Regions from separate parts of the Homo sapiens genome. Here region 1 is linked to region 2. Evidence: chromatin contacts called from ENCODE Hi-C or POLR2A ChIA-PET data. All regions are on one chromosome and are shown on one strand. Each heading gives the region's core, a stretch centred on a gene start or an enhancer-like site at or near the end of the contact. The rest is flanking DNA. Distances are from core to core; before and after follow the strand shown.

What was found. Hi-C counts contacts between places; a loop is a spot of excess contacts on that map. ChIA-PET counts read pairs that join two places held with the same protein, here RNA polymerase II (POLR2A). Pooled maps may share reads with other maps.
Region 1: a loop to region 2 is called in a pooled map, with 2.0 times the contacts of the local background. The contact joins two enhancer-like sites. A Hi-C loop is called at or near these places in 5 of 50 pooled maps. POLR2A ChIA-PET finds 5 or more read pairs at or near these places in 7 of 52 experiments (GM12878, T-cell, WTC11 and 4 more).

Annotation. Positions count from the first base shown.
Region 1 is chr12:792,989-799,026 of GRCh38, reverse strand. All of the region lies in intron 1 of WNK1 (WNK lysine deficient protein kinase 1), which reads right to left. Among named protein-coding and RNA genes, the nearest start is that of WNK1, 43 kb to the right of the region's middle. Within about 2 kb of position 3,551, at least 3 of the 41 ENCODE cell types and tissues checked have a DNase peak (open chromatin) inside an H3K27ac peak, as active enhancers do.
Region 2 is chr12:613,063-619,813 of GRCh38, reverse strand. All of the region lies in intron 1 of NINJ2 (ninjurin 2), which reads left to right. Among named protein-coding and RNA genes, the nearest start is that of NINJ2-AS1, 14 kb to the left of the region's middle. Within about 2 kb of position 5,318, at least 10 of the 41 ENCODE cell types and tissues checked have a DNase peak (open chromatin) inside an H3K27ac peak, as active enhancers do.

The DNA.
Region 1 (6,038 bases), core at 2,302-4,801, 180 kb before region 2:
ATATAAATATATGCCCCCCCAAAAAAGAGAATAGGGAAAAATGAAGGAGTGAAAATTATCCAAGAATTAGAACACTTCCCAAAACAGAAAAACATATTTACAAGGGTCTATTTAACATCCCCGTACAATAGATGGTAGAGAAAAAGTAAAAATTAAGAGAAGTTTCCAAAACCAAAAAAATATCTAGGAGATGGGGAGAAATACCACGAGTGTCAAGGAGGAAAATGAAATAAACAGAATCCTAAACAAAACCAGATTTTTTTAAAAAGGAAAAGTATGTTCATATGTGGAGGCAAAGTTTATTATACATGCATATTTTCTTACTAGCAAGACACTTAAATATGTATTCATAGATTTTTAAATAATTTATTAAAAAGAGGAACACAATTAAAGGAAAAAAAAGACAGTTGTGCAGCATACTCAGAAAGCAGTAAGTTCAGATCAGCAGGATAGAAAAGTCTGAAGAATTCCCTAGGAAGGCAGAAGACTCGATATACTGGATGGGAAAATGAAAACTTTGAAAATGCAATAGTAAGGCTGGGCTTGGTGGCTCACGCCTGTCATCCCAGCACTTTGGGAGGCCGAGGCGGGCAGATCACGAGGTCAGGAGATCGAGACCATCCTGGCTAACACAGTGAAACTCCGTCTCTACTAAAAAATATAAAAAATTAGCCGGGCGTGGTGGAGGGTGCCTGTAGTCCCAGCTATTCAGGAGGCTGAGGTGGGAGAATGGCGTGAACCCGGGAGGCGGAGGTTGCAGTGAGCCGAGATCGGGCCACTGCACTCCAGCCTGGGCGACAGAGCCAGACTCCGTCTCAAAAACAAAAAAAAAAAGAAAATGCAATAAGAAAAAAACCAAGGCAATTTGAAATGACAGGAAAACCAGGAAGCAGAACAAGGAAGTATAAAAAGGAGCTCTATCCATAACTAGTTACCTTAGAGAAATGTCAGCCAGACACAATTGATTTTCACTTTTAGACATTTTTAAAAGACAGAAGGCAGATATTAATATTACTCATCTTCACAATGTAAAATACATAGAATAGAGGTTAGACAGTGATTTTTTTTTTTTTTTTTTGAGACAGAGTCTCACTCTGTCACCCAGGCTGGAGTGCAGTGGTGCGATCTCGGCTCACTGCAACCTCCACTTCCCGGGTTCAAGCGATTATCCTGTCTCAGCCTCCTGAGTAGCTGAGATTACAGGCGCCCGCCACCATGCCCGGCTAATTTTTTTGTATTTTCAGTAAAGATGGGGGTTTCACGGTGTTGGCCAGGCTCGTCTCGAACTCTTGACCTCCAGTGATCCACCTGCCTCGGCCTCCGAAAGTGCTGGGATTACAGGTGTGAGCCACAGCCGCCTGGCCAGATAGTGATTTTAAGAGAGTGAGAGTATTATGGTCATCTTACAAAGTAGAGAGTAGAACCTGTCTGCATTTGATGCAATAATAAATAAAAGTATGGCATAGGTAGAATACCTAAAGTTGAAATTGACACCAACTGAACGCCGATAATTTGCATACTATCATTAGGATTGCTGCTGTATTATTACGATCATTTGAAAATCTAACATTCCCCCAAAATCTACCTTTTTATAAAACTTAAATTTATTGGTATAAAGAAATTTTACATTACAATACTGATTCAAAACCACTAATCTGATGTTTCTCTTATATAGAAGGTAATCATAAAAATGTTACTAAACTCTAGCTAAATTCTGCCAATCTTTATTGAACACAATATCCATCCAACAATTATAGCTACAGCCTTAAAGAACACAGTAATCACAGTAAGAATGACACAATCATTATGAGAAGAGCGTATAAGTACAACAAGGAGACAAAAAAGAGATTAATTTCTGAGAGGATTCTTTAAAGAAACATTTATTTATTTTCATGAATATGAATTTAATAGGAATGCAAAAAGAAGAACGTGGGTGTGGAAATGAAAATCAGCATATGTATAGTAACTTAAAATAAAGTCTGGGAATTGTTTATATAATTTTAGAAGAGATGGTAGGAGAGAAGATTGGATAAACACTAAAATCTTGAGAACTTCACATAACAATAAGGAGATTAAAATTTATACTGTGGAGAATAGGGCACCACCGAAAATTTTAAAAGATGTGATCAGATTTGCATCTTCATAAGATTGATCATGCTTGCATTGGTGTGGAACAGAGAGAAGTGTAATTAGACTTAGGAAGATCATTTTTGGTTGATATATTGGTACAGATGAGGGAGAATCAAGATGACAAGGTGGCTGATTAGAAATGGAAAATGAAGATATAAAGGAGGAAGAGAAGTCTAGGATGATTCTCAGAACTTTCTGGTTTTGTTTTTTAGGGGCAGGAAAAATGGTTAGGTAGGGAGACTTCTTGAAATAGATCTGTCTATAGCCACAAAGAAATTTAAGTTATCCCAAATTGATCATTCAACTTCAATTTGAGATTTCAGCTGGGCGCAGTGGCTCATGCCTGTAATCCCAGCACTTTGGGAGGCCAAGGTGGGTGGATCACCTGAGGTTTCAAATTTCATTAAGAATTCTGATTATATTCTTTCTGAATTTCTCATATATTCATTTCCCTTTCCCTTTCCAATTATCAAGCTCCTTATTGCGTAATACAGGAAAGTATGTGTTTCCTACTCCTCTGCCTTATAATTTCTCTGGTTCCTATACTTCAGAAAAATACATGACAAGTAGCACAACAGATGGAATAAAGGAATTAAGAATATACTGTTACAAGGTCCTTATACTAATCTTGAAGGGTAGAATATTATTTGAAGGCAGATTAATTTAAAATGTATATTATAAGCACAAGAGCAACCACTAAAAAAAATTAAAAATAAGATACATGGTCAGGAGTGGTGGCTCACGTCTGTAATCCCAACACTTTGGGAGGCCAGGAAGGGCAGATCACCTGAGCTCAGGAATTCAAGACCAGCCTGGACAACATGGTGAAACCCTGTCTCTACAAACGCATACAAAAATTAGCTGGGCATGGTGGAGGGCTACTCAAGAGGCTGCGGTGGGAAGGTCACTTGAACCCGGGAGGCAGAGGTTGCAGTCAGCTGAGATTTGCACCAGTGCACTCTGGCCTGGGTGACAGAGTGTGACTCTGTCTCAAAAAGAAGAAGGAGAAAAGAAGATACTTGTTAAGCCAATGGATAAAAAGAGAAATGTTAAATGACCCCCAAAGCATAAAAATTTTTTTCTTTAAAGGAACAAAGAGAAAACAGTAAGCAACAGTATCAATATTATAATGGGCAAACTTCAAGAAACTGTATAGCAAGAGAGTAGATGATCTAGATAAAATGGAAAGAAATTCCTAGAAAGACACGAACTATAGAAACTGTATTAGTCAGTTTTCATGCTGCTGATAAAGACATATCCAAGACTGGGTTTAACTGTACTCACAGTTCTATGTGGCTGGGGAGGCCTCAGAATCGTGGCAGAAGGCAAGGAGGAGCAAGTCATGTCTTACATCAATGGTGGCAGACAGAGAATGAGAACCAACCAAGCAAAACAGTTTCCCCTTATCAAACCATCAGATCTCTGAGACTTATTCACTATCATGAGAACAGTATGGAGGAAACGGCCCCCATGATTCAATTACCTCCAGCTGGCCCCGCCACTGACACATGAAGATTATTACATTTCAAAGTGAGACTTGGGTGGGGGGATACAGAGCCAAACCATATCAGAAACTGACTCAAGAAAAAAAAAAAAAAAACAACGGAAAATCTGAATAGACCTATAACAAGAAAGGAGACTGAATTAGTAATTTAACAAACTTTCCACAATGAAAAGCCCAGGCCCAGATCACTTCACTGATGAGTTCTATAAAACACTTAAATAATTGACATCAATTATTCACAAATTCTTCCAAAAAATATAAGAGGAATTCTATGAGGCCAGTATTAACCTAACACCAATGCCAGATAGAAACATCACAAGGAAACTAAAGGACAGTATCTTGGCCAGGCATGGTAGCTCATGACTGTAATCCTAGCTCTTCAGGAGGCCAAGGCAGGAGGATCACTTGAGGTTAGAACAAGACCAGCTTGGGCAACACAGCAAGACCACATCTCTACACAATTTTTTAAAAAAATTAGCCAGGCACGATGATACGCACCCATAGTCTTAGCTACTTGGGAGACAGAGGTGGGAGAACTGCTTGAGCTCAGGAGTTTGAGGTTACAGTGAGCCATGATTGTGCCTCTGCACTCCAGCCAAGATGACAGAGCAAGACTGTCTCTAATAAATGAATACATAAATATTTTAAAAGAAGAATATTCCTTATTAATACAAACACAAAAATCCTCACCAAAATACAAACAAACCAAATCCAGCAACTAAAAAGGATTATTTCCCATGGCCACATGGGATTTATCCCAGGAATCCAAGGTTTAGCATCCAAAAATTAGTGTAGTACACCCCATACAGTACAAAGCCCATACGATTATCTCCATAGACACAGAAAAAGCACCGAAGTCCAACACCCTTTCATTTAAAAAAAAAAAAAAATTCAACCAACTAGGAAAAAGGAACATCTTCAGTTGGATAAAGGGCATCTAGGAAAACCCCACAGCTAACATTATGCTTAACCTTATTAGCGCAGATGAAGATGTAAAGAAATTGGAACCCTCATTCGCTGCTGTAGAGAATGTAAAATGGTAGTCACCTTGAAAAACAGGTTTGCAGTTCCTTAAAAGGTTCAACAGAATTACCATATAACCCAGCAATTTCACTCTTTACTATCTGCTCAAGAGAAATTCAAGTATATGTTAATATAAAACCTTATAAATGAACGTTTATAGCAGCATTATTCATAATAACCCAAAACGGGAAACAACACAAATGTCAATCAACTGATGAATAAACACAATGGTATCTCCATACAATCAAATATTAATTACTCAACCATAAAAATGAAGTGCTGATCCATGCTATAACATGGATGAACATTAAAAACATTACACTGAGTGAAAAAAGCCAGTCACAAGAGATCACATATTATATGGTTCCACTTATATAAAATGTCCAGAATAGGCAAATCTAGAGACATAGTAGGTTAGTGGTTATCCACACAACTGGAAGAGTTGAGGGGAAATGGAGTTTTCTTTTTTTTTGGAGGAAGTGATTAAAATGTTCTAAAACTTAGTACTGTGATGGTTGCACAATTCTGAATATACTTTAAAAACCACTGAATTGTATATTTTAACCAAGTGAATTGTATAGTATGTGAATTATCTCAATAAAGCTGTTTATAAAAATGCAAATGGTAAGTTAACAATAAAATAATGCAAACTATCATCATATAGATTTAAGAACTGCCATATTTAGTCAACCTATAGTGCTTCTAATCCAGTGTTCTGTCTCAGGGCCAGACAAGAATATACATATAGTGAGAAGAAATGGCCCACTTCATTTAGGAAGAATAGGGAAGACAGTTCTAAAACCATACCGTCACCCAATATGAATCTCTATTATCCTGATCCTTTTGAAAACTGTTATCAACCTGTCTTTTCATTTGGAATAATTATTTCCAATGTTTTACTACCAATTGAAAAAAGAAATACTATCATTATTTTTGACCGAAATTTACTATTTAGCTCTTGTGGGCAGTCTCCTTGTTTTAATTTACATTAATTAGGAGAACCAACACGTTTTCTCCTTTTTAACTTTATAGGCTTTTCTAGTCACCCAACTTCAGTAAACTCTACTTTATAAAGTTCTTCCATAAAACAGCTAAGAATTTGGTATCTCAATGATTCTAAAAACTACAGAGAAAACATCTGACTCATTCATTCATCATAAAAAGCCTATTATTTGGTAACAGTCATTTTTACTAGGCCACATGAAGATGTTATTCTCTAAAATTAAATGGCTGGCTGATTGTGCTCTATTGCTATAAGTTTATTTCTTAGGTACAGGAGGATCATATAGAAGCATGTTAGCCTTGTTTATTAATAATAGCAGCTACCGTGACTTAGTTACCAGGCTAAGGTGTCCACATGTAGTCTCATTTAAACCTTGTA
Region 2 (6,751 bases), core at 4,069-6,568:
TCCAGACCCTGAAATGGTAGTCACTATGCAATACTACTTTATGTAAGGCTGCTGGGCTCAGGATACTTGGGGCTTCTTCAGGACAAAGTTACTTTGCTACCCCTTTTCCCAAGGAATCATTCTAAACCCAGCCACAGCTTACCAAGAATGTGTAAGCCCCTCTCTTCCGGGAGACTATCTGCAGCACCAAGCATCTTGGCCACATCCTGCAAGGGCCCAGGAGGACTCCGCAGGCAATATGCCACCCTTGGAGGACACAGCGTTCTTTACATTCTAATTCTAGCTCACAGCCTGTGTACAAAGGAGGTTAGAAAGGGTGAGTTCCTATGCTCATTCCCACCTCTCTCCTCAGTTCACACACTGACTGCAGGGTGTGGGGCTGTGTAAAGATCGCCCCACTCCATGAAGCTCTTCAGAACTAGAGGAGCCCACACTGATTTTTCTCATTCCTTCTAAAGCATGTTCTCTTTGGCCATTAACATAGCTTCTGCCTTTTCTCTTTTTTGAATCACATATGAGAATCTTATATTGCCAGCAAGCACCTTGTAAGCAGGGGCCAAGTCCTAAACATACTCTCCATCCCCTACCCCAAGTGCCCAGCTTGGGGCTGCACACACCATCAACTCCTGATAAATACTTGCTGGACTCCATCCAATGGTCCTGACAATAAACTGCCCCCCTCCTGGACCATTCCTTCTAGCCACTGCTCTCCTCAAAAGAAATTGCGGGCACCTCACTCCCCAACTATTTCTCCACAAGGCACGTGACCTTTAGAAGTTCTGGGATTTAGTTTTGCTGCCCCTGTCAGAAAGAAGCCTGACCTTTCTGATAATCTGTTGTTTGTGGGGACCCATGGAGAATACACGAGACCAGTTTTTCTGCACCTGAACAGGGCTCTCTGAGAGCTCTGAGAGGCCATTGGAGGCCTTGGCTCTAAACCATCTGAGTCTAGAGCCAAAGCCAGAGATGGAGGGAGTCGGGTGTTTGCTCTTCTCCACTCTTGCCACCTTCTCAAGGGCTCCCGGTAACCAAGTGTGTTTGCCTTTTGCTACCCTGGGAGGCCAAGAGCCTCCTTTTCCCTGCAGATGGAGACAGAACTTCTGCGATAAGAGGCAATTCGGCTCCTGATCCAAAACTGCAGTCTCCTTGGAGCCCGAGGCTCTGGTGCCATGACTGAGAGGGCCCTGGGCCACAGTGCTGTCAGACTGACCTTCACTGGGTCAACCCAGATCACTAACCAAAGCCTGCTGGTAGGTTATATGCCTCTCTGAGCCTCAGTTTCTTCCTCTGTAAAATAGACAGATCAGGCACAACTGATTACTAAAGCCCTTCCTGTGGTAAGTTTCCATAGTCCTAAAACGCCTCTGGGCCCTGAGTCCTAAAATGCTGTTCTGGGGTTCCAGAGTGGCATACTGCCTTCTCAACACTCCCCCCTCACCCCCACCTCATTACCAACTCCTCACCCCCACCTTATTACCAACTCCTCACCCCCACCTCATTACCAACTCCTCACCCCCACCTCATTACCAACTCCTCACCCCCACCTCATTACCAACTCCTCACCCCCACCTCCTCATTACCAACTCCTCACCCCCACCTCCTCATTACCAACTCTCCACGGGACTTTTAACCACATACTGCAGCCGCACTTTGGCATTGTCCAGCAAGGAGCTCCTACGGGTTCAGATGGTCCTATTGACAGAACAGGGTTGCTGCCACCTAGCACCCTAGAAAACTTCCGAAGGAGAGAGAGGAGGCTTTTATGCAGTCTGACATTAAATCCGTAAATCAGAATCCCCCCTTATCCCTTTCAGACCACCAGAGTACGTTATTCACTGAATAATGTTAAAAACAGCAATAATATCTGAAAATTTTACCTGGGCACCAAGTGCCCAGAGAAAGAGGCACCTGGTGTTGGATGGACTTGAGTGTCAGGGCCCTGGGGTGAGCAAGGGCTTGGAGAACAAGTGACTTCAGACTGACCTGTGAGGGAGAGGCCCCTTCTTAGGAGGCAGGGCCCTGACCTCGCTGCCCAACAGAAGTTGCCCAATCTCTGTGGCTAAACAAAGAGAGCTGAGATGAGGAAACCAGAACGTCCTGGGGAGTGAGCGCAGAGCACAGAAAACACGGCGACGCCAGCGGGGCTGCAGCTGGGAGTGCTCAGCCAGCCGGCCTTCTGTGTAGGAAAGCCCTGGGGGAGCTCAGGGACCTGTGAGAAGAAGCACAGCAGCCTGAGCCTTTTATCCCCAGGAGCTTCAGAGCTGCACAGGCATCCTCTAATGTCAAGGCCAGAAAGAAAGGGGATGTGAACTGCTGCGCTTCAGCCAGGACACTTGCCTCATCAGCTGTTGTGGAGGCAGGTCTGGAGGCAGAAGGAATGCTTGGGCCACGGATATGCAGGGGCAGGATTAGAAGGAAGGATTCTCAGCACGCGGCCAGGGCTTTAGGGAAGGCTTCGTGAGGGGAGGACGTGCTCTGACTGCTGTGGGCTCTTCCCCCAGTGTCTTTCCTCTGTTGTCCTCTTAGCGCATCCCAGGCTTTACTACAACAACTTCGCTTAGATTAGGGACCTAGGGCAAGAACAGGGGGTGAACACACTTTTTTGTTTTTGAGATGGAGTCTTGCTTTGTCGCCCAGGCTGGAGTGCAATGGAGTGATCAGCTCACTGCAACCTCCGCCTCCCAGGTTCCAGCGATTCTCCTGCCTCAGCCTCCCGAGTAGCAGGGATTACAGGTGTGCGCCACCACGTCTGGCTAATTTTTGTATTTTTAGTAGAGACGGGGTTTCACCATGTTGGCCAGGCTGGTCTTGAACTCTTGACCTCAGGTGATCCGCCAACCTTGGCCTCCCAAAGTGCTGGGATTACAGGCATGAGCCACTGCGCCCGGCTGAGCACACTTTTTTTAAAGAACTGGAGGCAATGCTAGCTTTCCAAGTGCCTGAGATGCCAAGGTAAGCTTTTAGCGTCTTTTGATCCTTCATTGGTTCAACTAGGGATTCTTGTCTCCACACTTAGGTCACATCAGATGCTATTGTGTAGAAAGGTGTCTCATTTTGGATAAATCTTAAAGGTACAAGAGAGGAGAACACTAGCAGTTTCCTGACACCACTCAGAAGTCTTGCTTCTAATTTATAAGTTGGTAGCTAGGCCCATTTTGTAGTCAAGAAGTCCCTTTTCTTGGCATCGTGGCCTCTTTCCTATTTGGAGGGGGAATGGGGTGGGTTTCCTGCAACCTGCAGCACTGTCACCGTCATTACCCTGGGACCAGAGCAGTCCCACTCTTCACTGTAATGAAGCTCACGCACAGATGATCGTCTAGATTCCATCTCCAAACATTTTGTTCTGCCACCACCCAACGACCCAGTCTTATGTTCTCCCAAGACCAAACCCCTGGACCTACACACAGTCCTCTCTCTCAGGCAGTCTAGAATATTCAGCAGAATGCAAGAAGTCATGAGGTATAAACCATGGTGGGATTAGTAACTTACAGGACACAACCTGGTTACTCAGTGCAGCTTGACACAGTTTATCCCAATGGTAAGGTCATTACCATGGCCTTTGCTTCCTTCTTTCCTCCTCCAGCCTCTGTTCTTGGAGAAGTCCAAGTCAGCTCCTGGAGTTTTCCTGACTATAGGACTTTGCTTCAAAATCTAGTCCAGGCAACCCGTTGAAATGGCAATGCAGTCCTGGTTTTTTTATACTCAGAAGTTTCCTTGAACCAGTCCTTTACCTTCCTGAGAACTTCCTTTACCGCAACAAATTCTTATCAGCTTTCTCTAACTACTATACCTCTGGCCCATTACAAGTACTGCTTTCTGCAGCCCCTCACCCTAGCTAAAACCCCCTGGAATGATATTCTAGCTCTCCGAGAGTGTGCCTCACTTTTCCTTTCAGCCCTTTCCTCTCAGACACTTCCTACATCAACACAACTGCTCTGCCAATTGTAGGATTTTCCCTTGCTTGTCAGATGACCCTGAAAAGGGCATGTGAAGTCGTGTGAGGCACATTTCCTGTGCTTGGGATGCATGCAGCCCACAGGATGACAGTCCCACACATAGCCCTCTAATAGCCCATGGTACGTGCTGTACTAGTGGAGTGAAGCAAATGCTTTGGGAGAACTGAGAAAGAGGGATAAATTTAGCCGATAGGAGCTGAGGAAGGCTTCCCAAGGGCTGTGGCAGTGGAGCTGGGCTTTGAAGGGTGAGCAGAGTTTCTTTTTTTTTAAGATGGAGTTTCGCTCTTGTCGCCCGGGGCTAGAGTGCAATGGTGTGATCTCGGCTCACTGCAACCTCCGGCTCCCAGGTTCAAGCAATTCTCCTGCCTCAGCCTCCCAAGTAGTTGGGATTACAGGCATGCGCCACTACGCCCGGCTAATTTTTTATTTTTGGTAGAGACGGGATTTCTCTGTGTTGGTCAGGCTGGTCTTGAACTCCTGACCTCAGGTGATCCACCTGCCTCGGCCTCCCAAAGTGCTGGGATTACAGGCATGAGCCAGAGTTTCTTAGTAGAGAAAAGAACGAGAAGGAGATCTAGCCTTTGGAAAAGCTGTCAGTCATTTAAAAAAATCATGCTCCTCTTGGTAAATATAAGGTGTTCTCATTTAGCACCCTGATTGCTGAGATTTGGATGTAGCTTCCTAATGGGGCGTGCATATCTCCTTTGAGAGTCACTCATTTATCAGAGCTGAAAGATGACTGTAGGTTATTATTTCTATAATCCATAATGAAATCAGAGAGTCCTCCCCTACCTTACACATTCACACAAACCGCTCTCCCGACTCTTCAGAGAGACCATGGGAGTGCAGAATCCTCCTGTGGCTGGTGTCAGGGACGTGGGCTTGTGCGCTAAATGGAAGCAGTTAAGACCTCAAGCCTGCATCTTTTGAGCTCGGGACCACAGCCTCCATGAGCCAGCAGCTTCCTTGTCTTTGCATAACTGCTATTTGTTTTTCATAGAGCGCTGACAATGCACGCTGCCCGACGTGTGAAGACATGGTCTTGCCCCTAGGCCTCTGGGAACCTGAGCTAGACAGACACTCAGCTCTGGGTGCAAACACAGCTCAAAAAACAGGCAGGCCGAGCCCTGAGGTGTCAAGCCTTTGTTCCCTTCTTTGGAGGAAAAAAAAATGAGCTAACTAAGTGACTTCTCTGGATAAGAGGGAAGCAGGAATCCTCTTAGAGCACAGGTACTAAAGAACGTCTAGGCATGGAGGAGGAAGACATGTAGAGAGGCAAGTAGGGAATGCAAGGGGAAGAAGACAGAGGGAGGGAGCCAGGCCCGGCAGGACTGTGAGGGAAGAGTGCCATCTGCTGAGCCCCCCGTGGGCACACAGGCACACCGCCACCCCCACCCCACCATGTCCCCTGGGCATGAAGCTCACGCACAGATGATCATCTAGATTCCATCTCCAAACATTTTGTTCTGCCACCACCCAACGACCCAGACTTATGTTCTCCCAAGACCAAGTCCCTGGACCTACACACAGTCCTCTCCCTCATGCAGTCTAGAATATTCAGCCGAATGCAAGAAGTCATGAGGTATAAACCACAGTGGGATTAGTAACTTCCCAATACCCATGGACCCAAACCAAGCTGAGCAGGTGCCTGTGGAGAAGGCTGGAAAGTCAAGGCAGCAACCATCGCTAAGGATGGTCTTCTTTAGGAGGCAGTAGGACATCGTGTAAGAGACTGTTCTTACTAGCCACGTGCTATGGACAAGCTGCTTGGCCTTTCTCCACCCCACATGCCTGTGGCTTCTGGAAGGGCTTAAATGAATAGCACCTGGAAAGAAAATGCCAGTGTGGGGCCTGGCACATGGTGGAGGTACCATCATTGCTCCTTCCAGAGAAGAAAGGCCATTTTTAATTAATTAATTAATTTATTTATTTAATTTATTATTATTATTTTTTGAGACAAAGTCTCACTCTGTCACCCGGGCTGGAGTGCAGTGGCGCGATCTCGGCTCACTGCAAGCTCCATCTCCTGGGTTCACGCCATTCTCCTGCCTCAGCCTCCTGAGTAGCTGGGACTACAGGCGCCCGCCACCACGCCCGGCTAATTTTTTGAATTTTTAGTAGAGACGGGGTTTCACCGTATTAGCCAGGATGGTCTTGATCTCCTGACCTCGTGATCTGCCCGCCTCAGCCTCCCAAAGTGCTGGGATTACAGGCGTGAGCCACCGCGCCCGGCCTATTTATTTATTTTTGAGACAGAGTCTCGTTCTGTCTCCTAGTCTGGAGTGTAATGTCGCAATCTTGGCTCACTGCAACCTCTGCCTCCTAAGTTCAAGCAATTCTCCTGCCTCAGCCTCCCAAGTAGCTGGGATTACAGGTGCCTGCCACTATGCCCAGCTAATTTTTTGTACTTTTAGTAGAGATGGGGTTTCACCATATTGGCTAGGCTAGTCTTGAACTCCTGACCTCAGGTGATCCACCTGCCTCAGCCTACAAAAGTGCTGGGATTATAGGCATGAGCCACCGCCCCCAGCCCATTTATTATTTAAAATGCGTGATGAGATTTAGAATTATAGAGAAAGACCCAGAAAAAGGAGAAAAGGATACATTTTCATTTTTCTTAGGAGCCGCAGATATGCTTGATTTGACATAGCTGTCACAGGGATTTTGCTCATTAGCATGGGGAAACTATTCCTAGTGTGTCAGAGCACCCCCAGATTGGGCCAGCCAGGGATGGCAGGGGAGGAGGAGTGAACCTGGGAGTGCTGGGCTGGGGTCCAGTTGAAACTCTGCCACTG